2 separate regions of the Homo sapiens genome follow, and region 1 is linked to region 2. Evidence: read pairs that join two places in POLR2A ChIA-PET (ENCODE). Cell type or tissue: OCI-LY7. All regions are shown on one strand. Links, peaks and the distances in the headings refer to the core of each region. The heading gives the core; the rest is flanking DNA. Region 1 has its middle 85 kb from the start of FHDC1. Region 2 overlaps TMEM154 (transmembrane protein 154).

Region 1 (6,684 bases), core at 910-5,909, 360 kb after region 2:
CTAGTTAACTACCAATACCTTAGTGACAGAGTCCCCCACTGGACGATTATATCTCTTTGCCTTCCTTGCCTCTTGTTGGCCTCTACCAGCTGGCTGTGCTGTATGATCTCGAATTCCTAAAGCTTCCATGTCAGGATCTAGCTTGGTCCCATGGAGAAATAACCACCCTGAGACTAGGGAAGGAGGGTTGTTAACTAACTGAGCCCCCAACATCCCTAGTGGCACAGGCCTTTTTCTCCCTGGAAGATATTTGACAGAAATGGCTCTGGTTTCTCCGTCTCATTTCTGGGTTAAATCCCACTAGTCTCAGTTGCCCAGCCCAGGTCTTACTCTGTATTAGTCCATTTTCACACTGCTATAAAGAACTACCTGAGACTGAGTCATTTATAAAGGAAAGAGGTTTAGTTGACTCACAGTTCCACATGGCTGGAGAGGTCTCAGGAAATTTACAATCATGGCGGAAGCCAAAAGGGAAGCAAGACACATCTTACATGGCAGTAGGAGGTAGGGGGGAGGTACTACACTTTTAAAACCATCAGATCTCATGAGAACTTACTATCAGGAGAACACCACGGGGGAAACCGCCCCCATGATCCAATCACCTCCCACCAGGTCCTCCCTTGACACGTGAAGATTACAATTCTAGGTGAGATTTGGGTGGGGATGCAGAGCCAAACAGGATCACACTCCTTCATGGAGCCTTGCCCAGTTTCTTTGGTTCACCTGGGTTTTTTCTGTTCTGATCGCCATGCCTCTCATTTCGATGTCATTTGTTCATTTACTCTTTTATTCATTTAACTAAAAGGGCCTCCTCTGTGCGGGGCACTATGCCAGTCACTGGGGGTTAGAATGAGAGCAAACATAGACATGGTCCCTATTGATCACATATCAATTATCTAGCAGATGTTTCCAGTTTGCAGTGCTTTGGCAGTCACCAAGTAGAATAAATGCAAGGCCACAGTTAGGTGACATACACAAAGCAGACAACACTAAACAGCTTTCAGCCACCATACTGCAAGCACTCATCTCATGCCAGCTTGGTGACAGCTGCAAAAAAAGCTTTCCCATGGGCCACAACCTGTTTCATGCTTTTAAGGCGGCAGACTGTGCATATCTGTGAGCTGCTGTTTTGTGGGTCTCCTGGGGCTGGAGCTGAGAGCAGGACTGTCAGGAGGTTGCTGTGGGCAGTGGACTCTGAAGGGCAGCCCTGCTTTCTGAAAGATGGCTGCTGAGCACAAGTGTGGGAGAAGGAGAACTGTCACCCTACAGAAAAGTGAGACTTAAGGTCTGGGGGACTAAAAGGCAGAGGGGACGGAGGTTTTGATTCTTTGAGTGAAAGCCCATGAGCCCACAGCAGGGTGGCACAAAAGCCAACTAAAGAGTCACAGAAGAGCCTTAAATGGCACCATCCAAGGGGCAGAGAGGCTGTCCTTCTTCTTCTCCTGCGTGTGGGTGGGGGTGGGGCTGGGTCACACAGAGCCTGCCTTTCCCTGCTTGGCAAGCTCAAACATGCTCTTAACACAACTGGTCAACCAGTGCGCTCTGTTCCATGACCTCAAATACAAATGCAATCAACTCTCCATTTTAACCTTGCTTTTTAATCTAGAATCCAAACGACCCCAAAGCCTGTTGTTCCTATCATCGACTGGTGTGACTAAGAGGCAGCTTCTATGTTATATCACAGGGCCAGCAGGATGTAGCCAGTCCCCCACATGGCTCACAAGTGCAGCACTGTATCCATGGGTAATTTACACGCAGGGCGATGTCCCTGGGCCCCTGCTGGATTCTGAGGTGTCGACAAACCAGCACGGGTGGGCCGTGTTCTGGAGCACTTTAACCTTGGGTGTATTTCACTGGAACTTGATTCTCTGAAAATGGCACGGCGTCTCTGGCACCCAGTTAATTAGAATGTTGAAGCAACCAGACCAGCCCATGGTTGACCTTGCTGGGCCGGCTGTGTTTACTGAATGCATGTGGAGCACCCACTTTGTTATGATCTGTCTGTTTTTAATACCATCTGGCTTCTCCCTGCCACCCAGAACACTTTGGGCTTCTCCCACCCCTGTGCTGCAGGCTGCTCAGGGAACGTAAATTCATTTTTGAGATTAAGCAAAACATAATTAAGAGGGCAAATCTCTTAGAGGAAATAAAACCATAAACAGTGATGCAGACCAGCCAAAATTACCTGCTGCTTTAACCACCTGTTTATCCGCCCTTTCACTGAGCGTGGTGAGTATTTTGGAGTTGACCTTCATGGCTCTGTGGCTCCGGAAGCTTCGACACGTGGTTTTGTTGGCAGATCTTCATTCCTGGTGTTTCACCAGGCTGTGAACTCTCAATTGCTGGGGACCAGAGCTTCAGTGGACCTCACTCCAGCACATGCTCCACCCACACGCATGGGCCTGCCTTCACCGGGATGCGTAAGGCTTCCAAGGGAAATCACCAAGGTTCCTTGGGATCAGCAATGTGATGCTGCGAGTCTGTGGGAGTAAAGATGAAGCAGCAGCGCCGGCTGGCAGGGTGTCTGCTGAGATTCTGTGTCCTCCAGGTGGCCCCAGGAAGGGATGGAAGCTGTCCTCACCCAGAGAGCCTAGTGGAACAGCCACTGGTGACCTCCCAACCCTGTCTCCAGAATGATCCCCCAGCTTCTACCGCTTCACTACTGCCCCACTCCCCTCCTTCCCCACTCTCCTCCTGCACCTGTTATGGTTTGAATTGTGTGCTCCATCCCCAAACTAGAGATATGTTGAAATAGAGAAGCTCTTACCCCAATTCCTCAGAATGTGACCTCATTTGGAAAGAGGGTTGTTGCCGATGTGGTCAGTTAGATGGAGTCATACTGGAGTAGGGGGAGCCCCTAATCCTAGATGACTGGTGTCCTTATATGTACACAGCCACGTGAACACAGACACACAGGGAGAACATGGCGGGAGGACGAAGGCAAAGACTGGAGTGACGAGGCTGCAAGCCTAGAAACCCCAAAGACTGCCAGCAAGCCCGCAGAAGCTAGGAAGAGTCAAGGAAGGACTCCCCTGTGGCTTTCAGAGGCGGCATGGCCCTGCCAGCACCTTGACCTAAGTCTCGAAGCCTCTGGAACTGTGGGAAAATATATTTCCTCTGTTTTAATCCATCCGATTTGCAGTACTGTGGCACAGCAGCTAATAGGCAGGAAACCAACACACCCTCCTAGCTCATTAGGTTGCCCCAGAGGTTAGTTTATTGTGAAGCTTGTGAAGTGTAAGATTCGGATCCTTCCTTGTGCAGGCTCCTTCCAAAGCCCTGTACTTCATTTTGTGTTTGCAATTTTGTATGCTTTCTCTTAAAAAATGCTCCCCCCAACTGGGTAAGATTTGGACTCCCCAAAACCCGGATCTGGATCCACAGTCCTTGCCCTGCTTGAGCTCCAGCCCAGGCCCCTCTGCCAGGGCACAGCAGAGCCAGAGCAGGGCTCTGGGAAGCCCCCTCAGGGCAGACCCACACGTTCCGCTTGGGTTCTGCGGCATCCCTGCTCTGTGGACAGTATCACCATCAGGAGGCCATGGGAAGAGAGCTCAGTGTTAGGTTGCTTTATCCATTTGTCAGGGAAAAGACTGAATTAGAAACCTTCCGGGGTCTCTTCCAGCCAAGTGCCTTGGGGATAACTGCATAGACTCACATTCTTTCAGAGTCCCAGTGAGAAGCTAAAGTTCCAGCCGGCAGCCTCTGTTTGAATAGAGCCAAAGAGCCTGATGTGATGAGAGCCAGAGCCCCGGGGAGGCCTGTCGTGGCTGCAGCGTGGCCACCCTTAGCCCAAGCTGCTCTGCTTCATGGCTTCCCCACTTCCAACCAGCACTCATCTTCATTCCCTACATTCAGATGGGCAGAGATGGCAGAAATGCCTGCTCACCACCGCCATGTGCACACACGCACACACGGACACGTCGCTTGTCCCAGTGGGGCTTCGTTCTCATCCTGCTTTCCCACCTCCAGGCCACTCCTAATTCAAACCAGTATCTCAAACACTTATGTGGCATTTAGTCTGTGCTAGGTGCTGTGGCGAACGGCACAAGGGTCCTGGGAACAGTGCATTCTCTAAAGAGGGAGACAGATGTGAAAGTAAATAGCCACACCGCATATAAATAACATGAAAGGATGTGGTGAAGGCCCAGTGTGTAAGCAACATGCTATCTGACTTCTTGAGGAGCAATGAATTCGGATTTGGGTGGGGAGTGGGGAGGCTTTATGAAGGAGGCACTGCTAAAAATCATGTGATAGATTGACAGGCCTGACCCATCAGGGACGAGCAAAGTTCCTGGAGGGCCCTGATAGGAATCCTCAGCAGCTGGGCTTGGGAAGGTCCAGGCACCTCACGAGGTAGGTCCAGGTGACTGGGACACGGGAGGGCTCCAGACAGCCGCTATTTGCCACACGGAACCAAAGCATTTCACTGTTTTAACAAGCGGTTCAGCTGGTCCGGAGTATCCCTGCTGGCTCTCAGCCCTAAAGTGGCGTGAGGGCTGGGCACGTCGACAGCACTTGATCCGCTCCTTCCCTCTGGAAATGCATTTCCTTCCATTACCAGAACAGCCTCTCACAGTTTGGCCTGCCTCTTCTCATGCTATGTCGAAACAAAGCCACCTGCCTCCCATGAAAGACGGCATTGTTTTTCCACCTGAGCCACCCACACCTGGGCAGGTAGAACAGCGGGTCCCCACTCCAGGGAGCTCTCCCACTCGGGCCTGTCATGGCTCACACCCCGAGCAGCTGCTGTGCTTGCCCTGTGTGGAGGGTAGCAGGGTGCCTCCTGGGCAGCAGAATGGTGGGGTGCACTGGATAACGAGACAGTGGGTGTGGCTCCCATGAAATAAACAACCCCTGGGCATTGCACATTCAGGCACAGTGCTGCAGTTTTCTTAAAGATGTAATTATCTCTGGGAAAGCTACTCTCCTCAGAGCTCACCGACCCTTGGGGGATAAAATGTTGACAAAGGAAGAAATGTATGAGATTTTGTTTTGTTTTGTTTTTCTTTAGACAATTGAGCCACCCACAATCACAGTTATGTAAAAGTCTCACTCCTGTAATCCCAGCACTTTGGGAGGCTGAGGCGGGTGGATCACTTGAGGTCAGGAGTTCCAGGCCAGCCTGGCCAACGTGGAGAAACCCCGTCTCTGCTAAAAATACAAAAATTAGCCAGGCGTGGTGGTGCATGCCTGTAGTCCCAGCTACTTGGGAGGCTGAGACACAAGAATGGCTTGAACCGGGGAGGCAGAGGTCGCAGTGAGCTGAGCTCGCACCACTGCACTCCAGCCTGGGCGACAGAGAGAGACTCTGTCTCAAAAAACAAACAAACAAAACAAAAAAACACACTTCCATAAAAGCAAATTCTCATAACTGAAGTCTCCAGGAAAAGAGCAAAGACCAGAACCCCGAGCATACGAGTGAGGGTCAGGTGCAGGCCCTCAGGGTGGGGTCTAGGGGCACTAAACCCAGGCTGCTTCCACTGCTGGCTGCTTCAAGGGCTGGTGTTGCTAGGGGTGTGGCCCTGTCTTTAAAATGCCTGTTAAGACATAGATTACCTGGGCAGAGCCTTTGAGATGAGTTTTTAAATTTAGTGGAGTGCCTCATCTGAGACCTTCAGGCAAGAGTGGAGCACAGAGGAAAGGGGGTATGTGGCATGGCATTCTGCGTGTGGGGGTGGGGAGGGGGAGAGAGAAATGCAGAGAGAGAAGGCACCAGCCACAAGGCTTGTCGATGAGAGGTGGCCTGAAGACCCTGGGCCCCTCAGGGCTGGCACTCCTGCAGCTCTTGTTGTCTCTGCCCTGCCACAGAGCACATATGCTCACACCTACAACTTCTCCATTCTGACATCAGCAAAGGGACAGCAAGTTTTATGCTTCAGGTTGTTTTCTTGCCTCCAGTCCTGAAAAGCAAACCTGTAGGTGCTGGACCCACAGAGCACCTCTGAGCCATCCTGTCTGCACCTCCAGGTGCCTGCATGTCCCCGCAGGCCCAGGACTCCTCTGTGCTGGCTGGGCAACTCTTGCTCACTTCCGTTTCTCACAGCCTCCTCTTCCCCCTTTCTCCCGTCTTTGTCATTTTTAATCGTCTCACTTTCCTGTCCACCTTCTCACAGTGTCTTTCTCAAGAGAGAAGCAAACTGCGGGTCAAAGTGCACCACCAGCCACCAACAGCTAGCTTCCGGATCAAGTAGGATGGAAATGGTTTATTCCTCCAAAGACTCTTAAAAGAGCAGCCCCTGCTGCAGAATAGAAAGAGGCTCCAGAGGAGCAGTGAGCTCGAGGAACCCCCCTGAAGATCCCCAGTTTCTGTATGCAGCTGCATCAGGCCCAGACAAATTCTTCCATCTGGAGCGTGTCCCCGCAGATCTTCCCAGCCGCGGCTGTGGTCCGCGTTATCTCAGGCTGTCAGGTCTCAGAAATTAGAAACCATCTCATTTCATCAGGGTCATCCCACACCGTCTGCCACCATAGATGGAGAGGATTTCAAGTGATGTTTTCTGAAGATGGTTCTGTTGTCCCGGGAGAGCCCTTGGCGGACATGGTAGTGCCAGTCAGAGCCCTTGACGCTGTGCAGCCAGGTGGCTTATTGTCCCAGTGACTTTCCAACCAGATACTCTCAGTCAGAGTGAAGGGCTCCACTTAGAAACTCCCTTTCCCATTAACTCGTCAGAGTTATGCCATTCC
Region 2 (6,684 bases), core at 1,005-6,004:
CCAACACCAAAGAAACACCTTACTTTCATAGGGGAGAACTTTTTCCTCCCCTATGAAAGTAAATTCAGAGGCCGGGCGCAGTGGCTCATGCCTGTAATCCCAGCATTTTGGGAGGCTGAGGCAGGTGGATCACCTGAGGTCGGGAGTTCAAGACCAGCCTGACCAACATGGAGAAACCCCATCTCTACGAAAAATACAAAATTAGCCGGGCATGGTGGTGCATGCCTGTAATCCCAGTTACTCAGGAGGCTGAGGCAGGAGAATCGTTTGAACCTGGGAGGTGGAGGTTGCGGTGAGCCAAGATCATGCCATTGCACTCCAGCCATGAGAGGATACAGAAAAACAATACCCAAAATTAGAAAACAATTCAGGGTATGAATGAGAGAAATTCACCAAAGAGATAGAGATAATAAAAAAGAACCAAACAAATTCTGGACCTGAAGAATTCATAAAATAAAATCAAATACACTTGAAAGCTTCAACAATAGACTAAATCAAGCAGAAGGAAGAATCTCAGAATTTGAAGACAGGTCTTTTGAAATAACCTAGTCAGATAAAAATAAAGAAAAAAGAATGAGAAAAGCCTGTGTGACATACGAGATACCATAAAGCAAGAAGGCAAAGAGAAAATGAGTGTTAGAAAACCTTTTTAATGAAACAAGGCCAGATGCAGTGGCTCATGCCTGTAATCCCAGCACTTTGGGAGGACAAGGAGGGCAGATTGCTTGAGCTCATGAGTTCAAGGCCAGACTGGGCAACATGGCAAAACTCCATCTCTACTAAAAATACAAAAATTAGCTGGGTGTGGTGGCATGCTCCTGAAAACCCAGCTACTCAGGAGGCTTAGGCAGGAGGACCATCTGAGCCCTGGAGGCAGAGGTTGCAGTGAGCTGAGATTGTGCCACTGTACTTTAGCCTCAGCAACAGAGCCAGATCCTGCCTAAAAAGAAAAAGAAAAAGAAGACCTGTTTAATGAAACAATAGATGAAAACTTCCCAAGTTTCGCAAGAGATTTAGACATCCAGATACAGGAAGCTCAGAATTCTCCAAATAGATATAATTCAACAAAGGACTTCTCCACAGCACATTATAGTCAAACTGTCAAACATCAAAGACAAAGAAATAATCTAAAATCAGCAAGAGAAACGCATGTAGTCACCTATAAAGGAACCCCTATCAGACTAACAGTTAATTTCTCAGCAGAAATCTTACAGGCCAGGAGACAACAGGGTAATAAAGTCAAAGGGCTGAAAGAAAACAAAACAATGACAACAAAAACCCTGTCAACCAAGGATTCTATACCCAGCAAAGTTATCCTTCAAAAACAAAGGAAAAACAAAGTCTTTCCCAGACATGCAAAAGCTGAGGGAATTCGTTACCACTAGACTGGCCCTAAAAGAAATGCTTAAGGGAGTCCACTGAGAAGCAAAAGAACAATATTTATCATCATGAAAACAATGTTAGAACACAAAACAAGCTCAACACATTTTTAAAAATTGAAATCATATCAAATATCTTCTCAGACCACAACAGAATAAAACTACAAGTCAATAATAAGAAGAACTTTGGAGACTGTACAAATACATGGAAATTAAATAACATGCTCCTGAATGACCATTGAGTCAAGAAAGAAATTAAGGAGGAAATTTTTTAAAAAAGGCTTGAAACAAATAAAAATGGAAACACACCATGCTAAAACCTATGGGATACAGCAAAAGCAGTGCTAAGAGGGAAGTTTATAGTAACAAATACCTACATCAAAGAAGTAGAAAGATTTTAAACAGACAATCTAGTGATGCATCTCAAGGAACTAGAAAAGCAAGAGCAAATCAAACCCAAAATTAGTAGAAGGAAAGAAATAATAAAGATCAGAGCAGAACTAAATGAAATAGAGACTAAAAACAAACAAAAAACAAACAACACTACAATGAAATATCATTTCATTGAATGGTTATTTTTGGGCACAGTGGCTAATGCCTATAATCTCAGCATTTTTGGAGGTCAAGATAGGAGGATCACCTGAGGTCAGGAGTTTGAGACCAGCCTGGCCAGCTAAAAATACAAAATTTTTAGCTTTACTAAAAATACAAAAACTAGCTGGGCATGGTGGCACACTTCTGTAGTTCCAGCTACTTGGGAGGCTGAGGCAGGAGGATCACTTCAACCCAGGAGTTGGAGGTTGCAGTGAACTGAGATCACACCATTGCACTCCAGCCTGGGTGACAGAGCAAGATTCCATCTCAAAAGAAAAAAAAAAAAGGTTATTGTTGAAAAGGAAAAAGCATTCTTGCCTCATCTCTGGCAAGAATGCAGAGATAAGGGAACTCTTACACACTGTTGGTGGGAATGTAAATTAGTACAGCCACTATGGAAAACAGTAGGGCAATTTCTCAAAAAACTAACAAGAGAACTACCATACAATCCTCAATCTCACTACTGGGTATTTATCCAAAGGAAAATAAATCAGTATATCAAAGGAATAATTGCACTCGCGTGTTCATTGCAGCACTATTCACAATAGCCAAGATATGAAATCAACCGACGTATCTATCAATGGTTGAATGGATAAATAAAATGTGGTATATATACACAATGGAATACTATTCAGTCATAAAAAAGAATGAAATCATGTCTTATGCTGCAACATAGATAAAGCTGGAGGTCATTATTTTAAGTAAAATAAGACAGGCACAGAAAGACAAATATCTTATGTTCTTGCTCATATGTGGGAGCTAAAAAAGTTGATCTTACAAAGGTAGAGAGTATAATTATAAATATCAGAGGCTGGGAAGGGTGTGTGGGTAAGAGTAGGGGAAGAAGAGAGGTTGGTTAATGGGTAGAAACATACAGTTAGACAGTATAAATTATAATGTCCAATAGTAGAGTAGGACGACTGTAGTTAACAATAATATATTTTATATTTCAAAGTAGCTAGAAGACAGGACTTGAAATGTCCTCAGCACATAGAAATGATAAATACTTAAAGTGATGGATACCCCAAATACACTGACTTAATCATTATAGATTCTATCCATGCAACAAAAAATATCACATGTGCCCTATAAGTATGTAAAATATTATGTGTCAATAAAAATCCACCACTTACTGATCTCTGCCTTCTGAGTTAAGTGGCTTTGTCCTACATTTACAGTAGTCCCCCATTATCCAAGCGGAACATGTTTCAAGGCCCTAGAAGATGCCTGAAATTATCGGTAGTACTGAACCCCACATACACTGTGTTTTTTCTAAACATACCTATGATAAAGTTTAATTTATAATTAGGCACAGTAAGCAATGAATAACTAGTAATAAAATAGAACAATTACAACAATATACTATAATAAAAGTATGTGCATGTGATCTCTCTCTGGCTCTCAAAATATCTTATTGTACTGTACTATTTGTGGCCACGGTTGACCATGGGTAACTGAAACCACGGGTAACTGAAACCACGAAAAACGAAACTGTGGATAAGGGGGGACTACTGTATAAGTCTTTAAAATTGGGTAAGTCAATAATGTATTCACATATATGTTAAAGCCTTTGATATATCATGTATCACCCTGGACTAGTAAAGGACATTTGTCTTCCAGAAAACCTCCTCATTAAAATGATTCTGCTTGGAGAACTACTGCAGCCAGATCAAATAGCGTTTTCACTGGTAACCTTGGCCAGTGAAGACTGGTACATATGGGTATGATGAGGTTGGGTGTGGGGTGGGGAATGGGGTTGGTGGTTGGTGCGGCTGATGGTAATAATCCTTTTACCTAGAGGTCAGTGAATCTTCCTTGAGTATCCAGACCCCGCCCCCCCCTCACTTTACTTCTTTTGGTTACTTCTATGAATACTGTAGCCGCTGTTACTATTTCAGCATCTTTTTTTGAGAATTTACTAAGAACCAATCTCTATGCTCTGCCTTGTACCCGGATTATCGATTATCTCATTTTGTCCTCACCATTTTTTCAGATAGACATTAGGGCAAAGAGGTTACACAACTTGCCCAAGATCACAGAGCTCACATGGAGGAGTGACGATTTGAAACCAGGGGGCCGATGGCAGAACCAGAGCTTATAACCCCACACAGTGTTTTCCCTCCCTCAGGGAGGAATGCAATGCTTGCAAATCATAAAGTTTGGCCATAAAGTGGTGAATGAGAGGGAACCTCCTGCTCCCATTCCTCCGCCTATACTAGGAGGTGGCTTTCTGGCACAAGGCAGGACAGAGGAAAGGGTTCCCAGAAACCTCGGCTTTACTGGGGCTCTTGCTAAGGCTCCTCAGCTCAGATGCGTTGCCAGAAAAGCTGCCCAGAAGGACAGGGTCTTTTCAGCACCTCTCTGAGGAAGGTGAATGAAGTCCCTAGAAGAACACTTTGCATCTTAGTCACCATTTGACCCGTGGCCCCGGGAAAAGAGAAAATAGGAAAGGAAACAAGCTAACAAGAATAATGGGGACATCTAGACAATCGGGAATAAAAGAGAAACGGAAAGAAGCATACCAGATGGTCCTGGCCTGTGTACATTTACTTTTCAGCGTGAGACAACGCTGTTCACAGGTGGCCCTTGGTGGAACGGTGGAGTTAAAGAGGCTGAAAGTTCTCTCTGCAATGTCCCCCTCCCACATGCCCTCACATATGTTTTCTGCATTAAGCATCATTTGCTCTCTCAGATTCTCTAGTGGCTATTTAAATAAATGAGAATCAAGGGATTGTTCTCTTTCTCTCTCTCTCTCTCTCTCTCTCTCTCTCTCTCTCTCTCTCTCTCTCTCTCTCTCTCCCCCCAACTCTATGATAGCTTCAAAATAATAAATTACAGTAACTGGGATGTATTGAATGCTTAGTATGTGCTAGCTGCTAGGATACACATGTGCTATCTAATTCGATCTTCACAACTTTATTGCCCACATTTTACAGATGAAGAAACTGAATCTTGAATGTCTTGCCCTTGCCCTGGGGTGCAATCCTGTCATTTATATTGTTAATTTCTACTGAGTTTTGAAGGTGCATTTCCTCAAGCATAGGTGACAAATAACAGATGAGGGTCTGGTCATAGCTCTGCCACTTTGTACTTATAGAATTTGGACAAATTACTTTTCTCTTGATGACTTAATGCTCTAATCTGTACAACTAAGGAGTGATCCCCAAGGTCCCATCTATTTCCACATCTCTGTTGATTCCAAAGTGTTCTACCTTGTTTTTAAGTAGTTTTTGAATAGGTAATCTGCACATGGTACTCAGTTCAGAAAGGAAGTTTCGCTACCACCCTTTCCCCAAGTTACTCAGTTTCCTTGCCCAGAAGTAACCACCGTTTCTGCTCCTTTGAGAGAAACTCTATGCATATACAAGTATAAGTATTGTTTCCTGTTTTCTCTTTTTGACACAAATGGTAGCACAATTTATATACTTTCTGCCCCTTGCTTTTTTCACTTAAAATTTTATCTTGAAGATCATTCCATGACTGTATAGAGAGCTTTTTTCCCCATTGTTTGAATGTATTATAATCTTTTCCTATTGACAGAGATTTAGGTTCTGTTGTGTTTCCAACAATACTGCAATAAACCTCTCTGCTCATCCTTCAGTTTGCACACAGGCAAGCAAGTTCTACAGTGTATCTAAAAATGGGGAGAGCATGAGAGGGTGTTAGGTGCAGGGTAAGAGGGGACAGCATCAAACTACTCTTGGTGGTCTGATCAGAAAAATTCTCTAAGACAACCCTAGTACTCCAGTTTCCACATAATGAGAATTGACAGAAACTAAGGGAAGAACCAGGTGTGCAGGGAGTCTGGGATGTCAAAGGGAGGAAAGTTGAAAACACTGGGGATCAGCTCCAAGAGTTTGTGCAAGGAGGAATCAAATGTCATCAAAAGGTGAGCTGGCAAACAAAGATGAGCCATAGAATCAGATCAGCAGCCAGGAGTGGATTGCCAAGGTGACAAGGTAAGAGTTAGGAAGAAAATCAGAAGTGTACACCAACAAGGTGGAAACCAGAGGAGGTGCCAAAGGCCACAAAAGTATGGATGCGGAGGGCAGCTCAAGGGATTTCCCCCAAAACATGACAGGTGTCCCTCCCATGGCCTATGGGTTAACAGCCACTCTTAATGCAGTGGACATGGGGCCCCCTAAAACCACTGTGTTTAAAGAAACACTGACTAAGGCCCATAATCGTCCATGGAGATTTCCTGCGGGCGGCATCCTGGGCTTCTTGGGTGAAAGTGACCTTTTACAACTTTGGGAGTCCAGCCACTGTGGAGGAAGGCAGAACTCTCTTTCAGGAAATAAGTCTGGAGGTGAACCCTCCAGAACACACAGGGGTACTTCCCTGTGCTGCGCTCCAGGACTCCAAGGACATAACCATAGCATCGTGGAAGGAAGACAGGATTTGAATTCAGAAGAGCTAGGCTTGAGACTGGCTGCTGCCCTCTGCACCCTTGGGGCCTGGGAAGAATTCCCTCCCTCTCTAATTCTCCATTTCCTAAAAGCCAAAAAAGTAGGCCTTCTGCTCTGTCTAGCCCATAGTGTTCATATGAAAGTAAATGAAATAAGAACTGTTAAAATGCTTTAGGAGCCATAAAGCACCATACACGGGCCAGGTATTTGTGTCTTTGTTATTTTCTTCATCCATCACCTGTTCTCTTTCCCCCATCTCTGTACTTGCCTGTTTCTCTGCTGTTCCCCAGAAGGTTAATCTG

The links. ChIA-PET counts read pairs that join two places held together with the same protein. Peaks named below come from ENCODE experiments on the same cell type or tissue, not always from the same donor. Only the 100,000 strongest peaks of a DNase experiment are listed, where the experiment ranks them.
Region 1: POLR2A ChIA-PET joins it to region 2 with 10 read pairs; 3 of 35 experiments call an interaction of 5 or more read pairs at or near these places.

The regions. Positions count from the first base shown.
Region 1 is chr4:153,017,819-153,024,502 of GRCh38, forward strand. No RefSeq gene overlaps it. Among named protein-coding and RNA genes, the nearest start is that of FHDC1, 85 kb to the left of the region's middle. RefSeq lists enhancers at 3,357-4,152, 5,799-6,340. In OCI-LY7, for the core only: no CTCF peak of the experiment used is centred there; no DNase peak of the experiment used is centred there.
Region 2 is chr4:152,656,571-152,663,254 of GRCh38, forward strand. The region is part of intron 1 of TMEM154 (transmembrane protein 154); the gene reads right to left. Among named protein-coding and RNA genes, the nearest start is that of TMEM154, 20 kb to the right of the region's middle. RefSeq lists an enhancer at 4,353-4,402. In OCI-LY7, for the core only: no CTCF peak of the experiment used is centred there; DNase peaks (open chromatin) are centred at 3,431, 3,681, 4,031, 4,571 and 1 weaker place; H3K4me3 peaks cover 3,304 bases; H3K27ac peaks cover 3,927 bases.